2 separate regions of the Homo sapiens genome follow, and region 1 is linked to region 2. A link is a contact called in ENCODE Hi-C data. All regions are on one chromosome and are shown on one strand. Each heading gives the region's core, a stretch centred on a gene start or an enhancer-like site at or near the end of the contact. The rest is flanking DNA. Distances are from core to core; before and after follow the strand shown.

Evidence for each region. A loop is a pair of places that touch in the nucleus more often than their neighbours do. Pooled maps may share reads with other maps.
Region 1: a map of CD8-positive, alpha-beta T cell shows a loop between it and region 2 (9-fold over the local background). The contact joins the promoter of SIPA1L1 here to the promoter of MED6 in region 2. A Hi-C loop is called at or near these places in 4 of 168 maps with a recorded cell type or tissue (CD4-positive, alpha-beta T cell, CD8-positive, alpha-beta T cell and naive thymus-derived CD4-positive, alpha-beta T cell) and 12 of 50 pooled maps.

Annotation. Positions count from the first base shown.
Region 1 is chr14:71,318,478-71,323,640 of GRCh38, reverse strand. It overlaps SIPA1L1 (signal induced proliferation associated 1 like 1), which reads right to left and starts at 3,165. Exons shown (of 24, transcript NM_001386936.1): 1 at 3,138-3,165; 2 at 2,460-2,519. It overlaps SIPA1L1-AS1 (SIPA1L1 antisense RNA 1), which reads left to right and starts at 1,793. Exons shown (of 4, transcript NR_184180.1): 1 at 1,793-1,967. RefSeq lists a silencer at 2,247-3,266 and an enhancer at 3,527-3,686.
Region 2 is chr14:70,598,212-70,604,007 of GRCh38, reverse strand. MED6 (mediator complex subunit 6) reads left to right here and starts at 3,353. Exons shown (of 8, transcript NM_005466.4): 1 at 3,353-3,392. The coding sequence starts at 3,371. RefSeq lists an enhancer at 2,652-3,851.

The DNA.
Region 1 (5,163 bases), core at 1,916-4,415, 720 kb before region 2:
AAAAAAAAAGTGTGCTCTATCAGCGCTCTAGTTCTTTATTATGGGAATGAGTCTATTTGTCTTCCATAGAGAAAATCTAATATGGTCAGTGAACCAAAAGGCTCAAATCTGAGATGTCAACAAAAAATCTTCAGGATATTCATACTTCATTTGTGCACTGATACGGACCAATAACAATGATAATACAACGGTAAGGACTGATAAGAGGCACATAGTCACATTATTAATCATGACAAACTTTCCATCAAATTCCACTCTCATACCATTTCAGCTCTCCTCATGCTCCCATTTCACAGCTCAAACAGATTTTTAAAAAAAGAAAAACAGTCATTTATCTAAAAATTCAGATTGCAACTTAAGATAGAACATATATACATCACAACTCAACCAAGATCCCCCCGAAGTCTACAAAACTGCTAATCTCAAGCAATCTTCAATCTATGACTTCAATAAACTCACTAGAAAGTGTTTTTTAAAAGTTCCTAAACAATGAAGATGGGGGCACTATACCAAAATTACACACATACTTCAAAGCAAAAGCAAAGCAAATGCAGAAGCCTGAAAATACTAGTGTAAGGACAGAGACAAAAGAAGAGTTAAATGAATCTCAGTACAAAGTATCAGAGAGGTGCTTTGCAATTATTACCTGGAGTTGAAGTCAACCTTGCCATAGACTCCTCCAATGAAATCACAACTATCACTGACTGATACTTCAGATTTTAAAAGTTCACTGTACCAGAATTGCAATTTCAAACTCGAGGAGCAGAAGCAGGAACTGCAGAGAAGCTAACAACAGCAACACCTACTGACTGTCTCAAGCCACTCACCAAACTTGTTCACTCAGTCAACTAGAAAAATCAAATGACAGTCAACTTCAAGAGTCCTTTACTTAAGCATTAATAAGAAAATTAGTTGTCAGAGACATAAAGCCATTCATCCCCCAAATCTCTTATTTTGCCTCTAACCATTTATGTGGAAACAATCACTCATCATTTTAAATGCACTGTTAATTGTTAATGCTTTAGCATAATTGATTCCATGGGAAAAATGTTTTAATATTAATATTGTAGTTAATAACTGGGATGTCATCTAATAGTTGGACACATCGGTGGCCATAATAAATTAGCTGAGACCTACTGTTATTACCACTGTTCCATATTATCCTCTTTTTTAAATCCTGGTAAAGGTAGCTTAATTGCAGCTTTCAAAAAACGAAGAGAAAAATGACAGTCGTTAAATCAGGATTATATAGAAAACTAATATTATTACTAAACTGGCTGCAGAATTCAGTATGATCTAACCTTGCACGTTTCCAAAAGATTCAGTCAGAGAATCTTTGCCTTGGACGGATACTCCATAGGAGAAAACAGGAGAAAGTTGACACTTAACTCCCACAGAGTACCAGCATAAAGACAATGGCTTTAAGAGTCTGACTCAGAGTTTCAACATGAAAGGTTTGCTTTATAGAGGAAACGCCAATCCCAGTCCATCCAGATAGACCTGGAACCTGATGAAAGTCGACACCTTTATTCTGAAATTTGCATCACATCGCTGGCTCCAGTTTAGAAACATGATCGTTTCACAGGTAGTATGCATTTCAGCGAATGCTGCCTCTAAACTACCCGTCAGGAAAAATAAAATCTATAAGGTAATCGTAGTCTAGGAGCCATCAATCCCCAAATGCTTCTCTTAGAAAACGAATGCCAACAATTTAGCTAAACATCTTCCTTGGAAGTGAGCCATTTCCCATGTCTCTCTGTTCTCCAAACCGCGATGAAATTTCAACCTGCCCAACACGATTACTGGTCCACCTAGAAATGCCGTGGAGCGATTTAAGAGCCTCGGAAATTTCCTTTAAGGTCAGGAGAGAAGCTGGTAACAGATGGGGCGAAGGAGGAAAAGTTCTTTTTGCGGCACCCTCACGCCTTCCCAGCCCTTTCGCGGTTTACTCGCTCCCCGGAAAGCAGGTTAGAGCATCCCAAAATTTCATGTCCCCAAGACCCCCAAAGGGGAAATTAACCACCCTCGGGCACCGAGCTGTTCGTCTCCATTTCCCACAACTCAACCAACTCGGCCTGCCTACTCCAGCTCAGGCTGCAAAGCGCTCACCCAGGTGACTGGAGGGGAAGGGTCGCCAGGTGGCGACCAGCTCAGCGGGGTGGACGCAACCGCCCGGACCGGGACGCGGGTCTCCTGGCCTCCCGCAGAGACGCCTGCCCAGTAGTTGTGCAGATTCGGGTTCTGGGGTGCGTGCGCGCGCGCCGGGCGCGGTGAAGCCGGACTCGCCCCCGCCGGGCTAAGCTACCAGCAAGCCACCAAATCGAAAATCAAACTTTAACCGGCCTCCTGGGGTCCTGCTCCGGGCCCTGGACCCCAACCCCGGCCAGAAACAGGGCAGGGGGCTGTCAGCCGTCCTGCACCCCCGCTCCCCCCAGGACCCGGGCGCGGGGACCACTTACCGCTCGGCCCGGCCTCCCGGTGCCGCCGCGCGTCCCGGGCGCGTCCGCCGCGCGCTCTCCCTGGGGAGAAAGAGAAACCGTGTAGACGGCCGGCGCGCGCTCACTCGCCGCCTCCTCTGCGGAGAGCGGCGAGGCCGGCCCGAGGCGGGCGCCGAGCGCGGAGCGGAGGGGGGCCCGAGGGAGGCGGGGGTGGAATCAGCCCAATTCCCGAGGCTGGCTCCGAGGGGGACCCGGAATACAGGCTGGCGGGGGGCCGGCGGGGGCCGAGCTCCCGGAGGAGGGGAAGGCGGAGGTGGCCCCGTCCTTGGGCATCAACTATTGTCTAGGCGCCCGGGCCCCCGCTCGCGCCGTCCCCGAGGCTCAGCGCCCCCATCCCGCCCGCCAGCAGAAAGAACTGAGGGGGCGGCCAGTACGGGAAGCAAGTGCGGGGGTCCGGGCTCCGAAGGTCCAAGGTGGGCGCGAGGTTGCCGGGGGGGGGATGAGGAGGTGCGTACCGCATGGGGGAGGGGACAGGTAAGTGCGGACGGGGGCGGGAAGGCCCCAACGACCGGTGGGGGAGGAAATGGGGAGGGAGCCACAGAGGCGGGAGGGAATGGAGTGGCTGCGGGGGCGGCCTCTGGGGCCCAGACCTGGCCCTCCCCGGGGACCCTCCAGCCGGGGACTCGGCGCTGCACTGACTTTTCGCTCACTCGCTCACGCACGCACTGAACTCGCTCACAAAGTTGCCGGCAGTGGCGGCGCCTCACTCGCCCTTCCCCTCCCCGCCCCGCCTCCCGCCCCATTCCTTCCCCTCCTTCACTCCTCCCTCTCCCCCAAGTCTCGGGTGAGATCACCACGGAGCGGCTTAGCGCGGCGCACAAGTCTCGCGAGAGAAGCGGCGGCTGGGCCCTGCAGGCGGAGGAAGTGGAAAAAGTCGCGGGAGGGTAGGGGACCGCGGAACTTCTGGTTGCTATGACGACGGCAAAGCCCTGGATTCCTGTCTCCTGCGGAGAGCAGAGGCTGCAAACGTGGGTGCAGTTTTCAACCTGCCCGGCGCACTGGCGGTGGGGAAAGCTAGGGGTGGTTGCGGAAGGATAATTTTTAAGCCGATTCAAGAGGGCATCTCGAGAGGACCACAGTCATGATATCTGGCCAAATTTGGCAAATGAGACTAATGTATTAAGAGGTTCTGGGACAGGTTTCTGCCTTTCTAGGCAGCACATATCTGCACCCCAAATTTCTACTATATATTCAGTTTTTCGGCCTTCTCTTTCAATCTAATTCCTCCATCCCCACACTCCCCATGCTGCCTCCCTCCTCCTCTTCTCAACTCGCAAACACACGCAGACTGGGCTCCTTCAGGAACTGGCTCATTCATCTCTGTATTCTCAGCGCCTCTATAGGCTTGGTCCATACTACATATTGGCCACTTTTTTGACAAGTTGAACGCAACAGTCCATGCCTGTCCTCAGTACTTGCCTTTGGCCCTAACCTAGAGAGTTCAGTCAAGTTTGGACTCTATCAAGCTACCCTCCCATTTCTGTTAACACCTTGTCTTTTTCAATGGTAATAATCTCTGCTTTCTCCATATTTTTCTCGTAAAAACCCTATTCACCATGGTGAGGGGAACTTTTTTTTTAATCATTAGGCATCCGCAGACGCCTTTATACGTACTCCAAAATGCTAGTAAGGATGAAGATGAACTCTCCTCAGCCCGTGTCTTTTAACTGTAGAAACTTTTCTGAGGTGAGGGTTATTATATACTCACTGCCTAAGTAAAATGGATATTATGAATAGAAGTTAAACTTTAGATTTCAAAATGAATGAGTAAAAATAGATACCATTGTATGTGGATTATATCTCAATTTTTAAAATTCCTATCCATGAACATGGGGAAACCATTATTTAACTCAGTCCCACAGAACTAGAAACCTAAAGCATAACCTAAGCATATGAGGACTAGGCAGTCAAAACTTGTAAGTCACTTGCAAGTTTAAATCCTGTCAATGAAAGTTTGTGTATTAGAAACCTAAGTGATACTAGACAAAGTCAGCAAACTAGGGTTTACGTTTTTCTGTGCCACTAATAATTGAGTCTCCTTGAGAAGTTATTTAATCTCTCTGATTCTTCATCTGTGGGGGGTACCCCACATGTTAGGTTATTACAGCTTTAAAATTCTATAGCTGGCCGGCATGGTGGCTCACATGCATAATCCCAGCACTTTGGGAGGCCCAGGTGGGAAGACTGCTTGAAGCCAGGAGTTTGAGACTATCCTGGGCAACATAGAGAGACCCTGTATCTACAAAAATAAAAAATATTAGCTAGGTATACTGACATGCACCTGTAGTCCCAGCTATTCAGGAGGCCGAGGCTTGAGAATCACTTGAGCCCAGGAGTTAAAGGCTGCAGTGACCTCTGATCACACCACTGCACTCCAGCCTGAGCAACACAGTGAGATCCTGCATCTAAATATATATACACATATGTATGTGTGAGTATATATATATATATATATATATATATAATTTAATATAAGAGCTCTTAGACCTATAAAATTTTCCAATAAATAACAAATCTTCCTTTTACAGCAAATGATAAAAAAAGTTTCATCTTATAGTAGGTCAGTTTCACAAAGAGTAGCTATATGTTGACAATTTTCTTTAAATGTTGACAATTTTATTTTAAAATTTATCTTGTCCCAACTACAAAAACAACAAAAATATTG
Region 2 (5,796 bases), core at 2,104-4,603:
TAAGAATTTTCTTATAACTTCCCATAAATCAATTTCCATTAACAATTTCATATTTCATTTATTATTGAATTAATGAAGTTTATTATTTATCTGAGGGCCATCATATCATCCATTCATTTATACATGAATTTGTTCATTCAACAAATATTTGTTGAACAGCTACTATATCAAAAACACCCTGCCAGAGACTAAGTAAGTAACACCAGGCAAACACAGACATGACCATGTCCTCACAGAGTTTACAGTCTAGAGAATTTTTTTTTAGAAAAGAGTCTGAATTCAGGCCAGGCAATTATAGAGGTATTCCTATAAGGAAGGGCACACATTTCTATAGGTACAGAGTGGGATGACATGACGTGTAAATTTAGAATATTGGAGAGAATGTTAGAGAAAGAAAAACGTAGTAACGAGGATCATGGTGTCAGGTATTTAAAGGGAGCGTGTGTGAAGGAAAGCTGTTTTTCTAGATGGTGATCTTATGGAGGAAGATGAGTACCACACATTATCAATTATCCATGAGCATCATTTCATCTTTAACCAATCAGAAATCATTCCCACTTCCATACTGAAGATCTTGTTTTTTCTCTTTTACTTGCATTCTCACATATTAAATTATCTAAGTTTCCAAATCCTAAAGCCTCAAAAGGTCATACTGTATATAGTGGAGGCAGGTACACATTTTAATATATCCTACAGAAAATAGATTACACCAGTATTACTGATTTTATGGAGGAGACAGTACATAGCAATTTTGTGTGCATGTGTGTATTTTTAACATAATAAAATCTTATTTCTTGCTTTGGATCCAGTTTAGGTCAGCAAGGTGGCTCAGCACCTGTGGTCAGTCATTCAGAGACCCCAGCCCCCCAACTCCCCATCACCACCACTTTCAATCCATGACCTTAGGTTTCTCTGGCATCTAGCTGGTGAATACAGAGAGAGAAAGTGAAGATGGAACCAGTGTTTTTCACTGTCTTGGCCTGGAGGTAACACTTATCACTTCCATTCACAGTCCCTTGATGAGAACTGGCTATGTAGCTCCATCCAGGTGCAAGGGTGGTGGAAAATATAGCTTAGCTGTATACCCAAGTAGATAATAAGTTTGGTGAAAAGCTAGCTCATCTGCCTCAGTCCGTCTCCTCATTTAAAAATGGGAGTAATAGCTTCTGCCTCATAAAATTGTTTTGAGGGAACAACTAGATAGTTCGTCAAAGTGCTTAGCACAGTGCCTCGTCCATAGTAAGTGGCTCAATAAGCACAACAAATACTTTTGACATCCATAAACAAATTTCCAGTCAGAACCTTTGTGGCATTCTACTCATTCAAATCTTTTAATAGCTTCCTATGTTCTTTGAATAAAAAATAAATTATTGACCAGGCTCTCTATCATCTGGCCCCTGCCTTCATTCCCAGTCTCTTTTCCCATCATTCATCCTTCACTCATACAACCCGGCTTACACTGGCCTTTCTGTGGTTCTCAGACCAACCCCTTTCCCACTGTAGGGTCCATGGTCCCCTCTGTCTGATATGCTTGTGCCCCAGCTCTTCACATGAGTGATTTGCTTTCATCTTCCAGGTCTCATCTCAGGTATCACTTCCTCAGAGAGGCCTGTCCTGACTGTCCTACCCAAAGTGGCTTCCTCCCTATCTTGTCTTCTCTTGTTTTTGTTACCACACTTTTTAATTTATATTTCTTTATTAACTGAAACAATTAATATAAAAGAAATAGAGATGGGATCTCGCTATCTTGACCAGGCTGGTCTCCAGCTCCTGGGCTCAAGCAATCCTCCCATCTTGGCCTCCCAAAGTGCTGGGATTACAGGCGTGAGCCACCTTGCCCTGTCTTCCTCAAGTTATCTTTCTAAAATGGAAGCTTGATCACATTTCTCCCATTGCCTACAAAATAAAGGTTGAGCTTCCAGGTCTTATTTACCATGCATACCATATGTTTTATTATCTACAGATCTGCATTCTGTCACTATTCTTCCTAATCTCCTTCTAGCCTAATCAAAACACAAGGAAACAAAAAACTAGAAAAACAAAACAAAAAGCTTTATGGATCACACTTTTTATTGGACACGATACTCTTCCTTTTTGCAATGTCCTCCCACTAGGCTCCCAACCAGGCCCTCCTGAAAAATTCTCTCTCAAAACTTTACTCTGTGCATGCACATACTTCTGTTGGGACACCTATTTTATACATACCATCTCAGGCAGAAAATTCCCAAACTGAAATGTACAGGCAACGTACTTTTATTCTACGGAGTTAACAAATTTTTAATTCCTTGTCTATGAGGTTGAAAATCCCAATTAAATTTCTGGTCTTCCCCTCTTGCTCCTGGGTTGTGGTTAAATTCTTGGGGAGTCTTCACAGTACCTAAGTTTTGGAGAAGATGTAGGCACCCGCCCTCATCCCTCCTTCAGATTTTGGCATCCTCTTCCTAGTATCTGTGTGTTGTTTGCATATTTCTGTATCGTTTTGCTTTTACAGAGCCACACTGAAGCTTGAGAATCTGAGGCTTTCTGTAGCTTCCCCGTACACAGAATCATTCCCTCTTTGGAGCCTTGCTACCTACTCCAGACTACTTGGAATGCAGACATTTGCTCATTACTCTGGGACCCAGGGGTATTCCCTTTCTCTTAATCTTATTAATATTTCACTTCAGAAGCATTTCCTGTGTTGTGAAATTTTTCTCAGAGGCTTCTTTAATTGGTTTAGATTTTTAATGGATTTAGTCACATAAAAGCCAATGACTCCCAAATTCTTAAGTCCTGTCCCATCCCAATACCTGAGGCAGGGAGAAAAATATAAATGACCATCGTTCCTAAATCTGATAGCTCAGTGGATACACCCGGGGAGCTTTTAAAATTAAGAGACACTCCCAAGCACAACTCTACAGCATCAGAATTTGTTTTCTTGACGATCACAGACGATCAAGGCAGAATTCTTCCATCAGTGGTGGGCGTGGGGCGGGACTCCACTCGGTCTTTCTGTCCTCTAAGTCTTCTAATTTTTTTCCCAGTAATCCGCCCTCCCGTTCTCCTTCTTTGGCCCATCCCTCTTCTAGTCTTTCCCTGCTCCCCTGCACCAATCTTTCTGCGTCCCGTCCCCTCCCATTCCCCTACCCCACCCCACCCCACCCCACCCCACGTTTCCCGCCTCCCGCGCCTCTCCCGCTTTCCGCCCCCTCGCGTCTCCTCCCCTCCCACCCGCACCTCCACCCCCTGCCTCTCTCCTGCCCGCCCCGCCCCCTCTTCCGCTCTACGTCCCTCCTCACCCATGCGCACTCTCTTCAACCCGCTGCTTCCGGCGGCCTAGGCTTACGTTTACTTTGCGCCGGAAAGAGAACCTGTAAACGCTCTCGGAATTATGGCGGCGGTGGATATCCGAGGTATACTGTATTGCTATATTTTGTCTCTTGATTGTCTGTGGACCAGTTTGGGATGTTATAGCTCGCGGTTTCAAGGTTTAGGTTCCTTTGTGTGAAGTCTCAAGCTTTTTTGAGTGGTTTTTGTGGACAACCCAAGGCTGTGATCTAGCGAAACGTTGACGAGTTTTTTTTTTTTTCTGAGTTCTTGGAGCGTCTCTTGGAAGCGTCGGAGAGAAGGGGTTGGAAGAAGCTCTGGGTTTTGAGCTTTCAGAGCTGGAGTTTTGTTCTACACACGTATCTCTGCAACAACATTAGGGCTATTCTATTGGAGTGAAGGAATGGCGTTTAGGCAGAGAAGGGAATGGGGTAATAAGCCAACTTGATTTGATTCATCTCTTGGGACTTGGCATGGTGGCTGCCTAATTCTTTAGACCGCGCCACACGGGTCCCTGAGCATGAATCCCAGATATTTTCTTTTTTTTTGAGTCGATAATACTTTACATCGAACGTCCAGCAATTATTATGGGCAGGGGTCGTATTTTTTTCACAGCTGAACTGCAGAAGTACTCAAATATTGAATCAGTCAGTGAATAAATGTATGGAGATGTCACCCCTTAACTGCTGCTTGATCTTGGGGAGCATGTAGAGTTGTTTTTGTGTATATAGTACTTGATTTTTAAAGGGAGATGTTTGAGATGCCTTTTTTTAATATTAACTGGATTGGGGTCTAACACATTTATTACAAATATTCTCATTTATACTTATCTGGCGATCTGCAGCACTTCTGGATCATGATTTTACATACGTGTCTTTCATTATTTATTTCATCACTTGCTGATGGTTAGAATGCTGTTAGAATGCTTGGGCTATGTCAACATGTTGCCTTGCTACAGAATAAAAAAGAGAAATATTTAGTTTATAAAATGTTTTACTTATAATTCAGATTGTTAGGATCATGGCAAAGACTCTAAAATAAGAGTGTGTTTGGTGTGTTAAAGGAACAGCAAGGAGGTCAGTGTGGCTGGAGGGTAGTGAGAGAGGATGTGGGAAGGAGATGAAGTCAGAAAGGTGTTGAAAGCTATGATAAGGTCTTTGGCTTTTCCTCTGAGTAAAACGCAGAGCCATTGGAGGGGTTTCCATCAGAGGAATGATGTGATCTGACTTTTTTTTAGGACTACATTGGCTGCTGGGAACAGTGTAGGAGGGCAAGGGTAGAATTAGGAAAACCAGTTAGGAGGCCATTTCTGAAAATGTTATTTCCTGGCCTGTTGTGTATTTGGTTATTGCATGATCCAGTTATGATGAACTATCTAAATGGTCTATACTAATTATTTGGTTATTAACGCACTTCATCTGTCTCCTCCTTTATTTTATAGCACACAAAGTACATTTTACCTTTATATAATTTTTCTCGGTTGAGTCACTTGGCTCAAAACTGCCTGTCACCTTGAATTAGGTCTGACTTCTTTGAAGATGCCTGAGGTAATGACAGTATAAGAGAGATTGAAGTTTTTCAACCAGTATTGTATAGGCATTTTGATGTTCATGATTTACACCTAGTGGTGTTCAGTACAGTCAGTGGTATGAAGCATCATGAAAGCCAATAGCCAATACAAGCTCATTTATTAAAAGTATCTAGCTCTATCATGTCTTTTTAAAAGCTATGATTTAATTCTACGCTAAATATGAAACCGTGTGGCTGTAGTTAAGGGAACTCTACTTCCTGTTTATCCCTTAGCTTTTACATCATTATCATCTCATCTACAATAATAGCTTCCTAACTTCTCTATCCCTAATTGAGAGATCTCAAACTGGTAGCTATAGATGTGTTCTCTTGGGCATACATGTTATTTGAAAATTTTGAATTCCTTGCCAGCATTAAGGATTTCCAATAAAAAAAAAAGTCCTTTCTAAATTTTAAATCTTATCACTTCTTCACCTAATGAAATTATTCTCTAAAGATATAATATACTTTATATTTTTACACCTCTGTATATACATTCTCTCTGCTTGGAATTACTTTGCCCTTTTCTCTGTGTAAGTTTTTATTTATTCTTTAACATACCGTGCTAAAACCCACCTTCTCTCCACATGAAAAATGATTTTCGTTTCCCCAGGTCCTCTGTAGTCTCGTAACACATTTCTTCATGTCTTTTTTTTTTGAGACGGAGTCTCGCTCTGTCGCCCAGGCTGGAGTGCAGTGGCGCGATCTCAGCTCACTGCAACCTCCGCCTCTTGGGTCCAAGTGATTCTCCTGCCACAGCCTCCCGAGTAGCTAGGATTACAGGTGTCCACCACCATGCCCGGCTAATTTTTTGTTTTGTTTTTTTTCTTTTTTTGAGACGGAGTTTCACTCTTGTTGCTCAGGCTGGAGTCCAATGGTGTGATCTCGTCTCACCACAATCTCCGAGACCTTCTGGGTGCA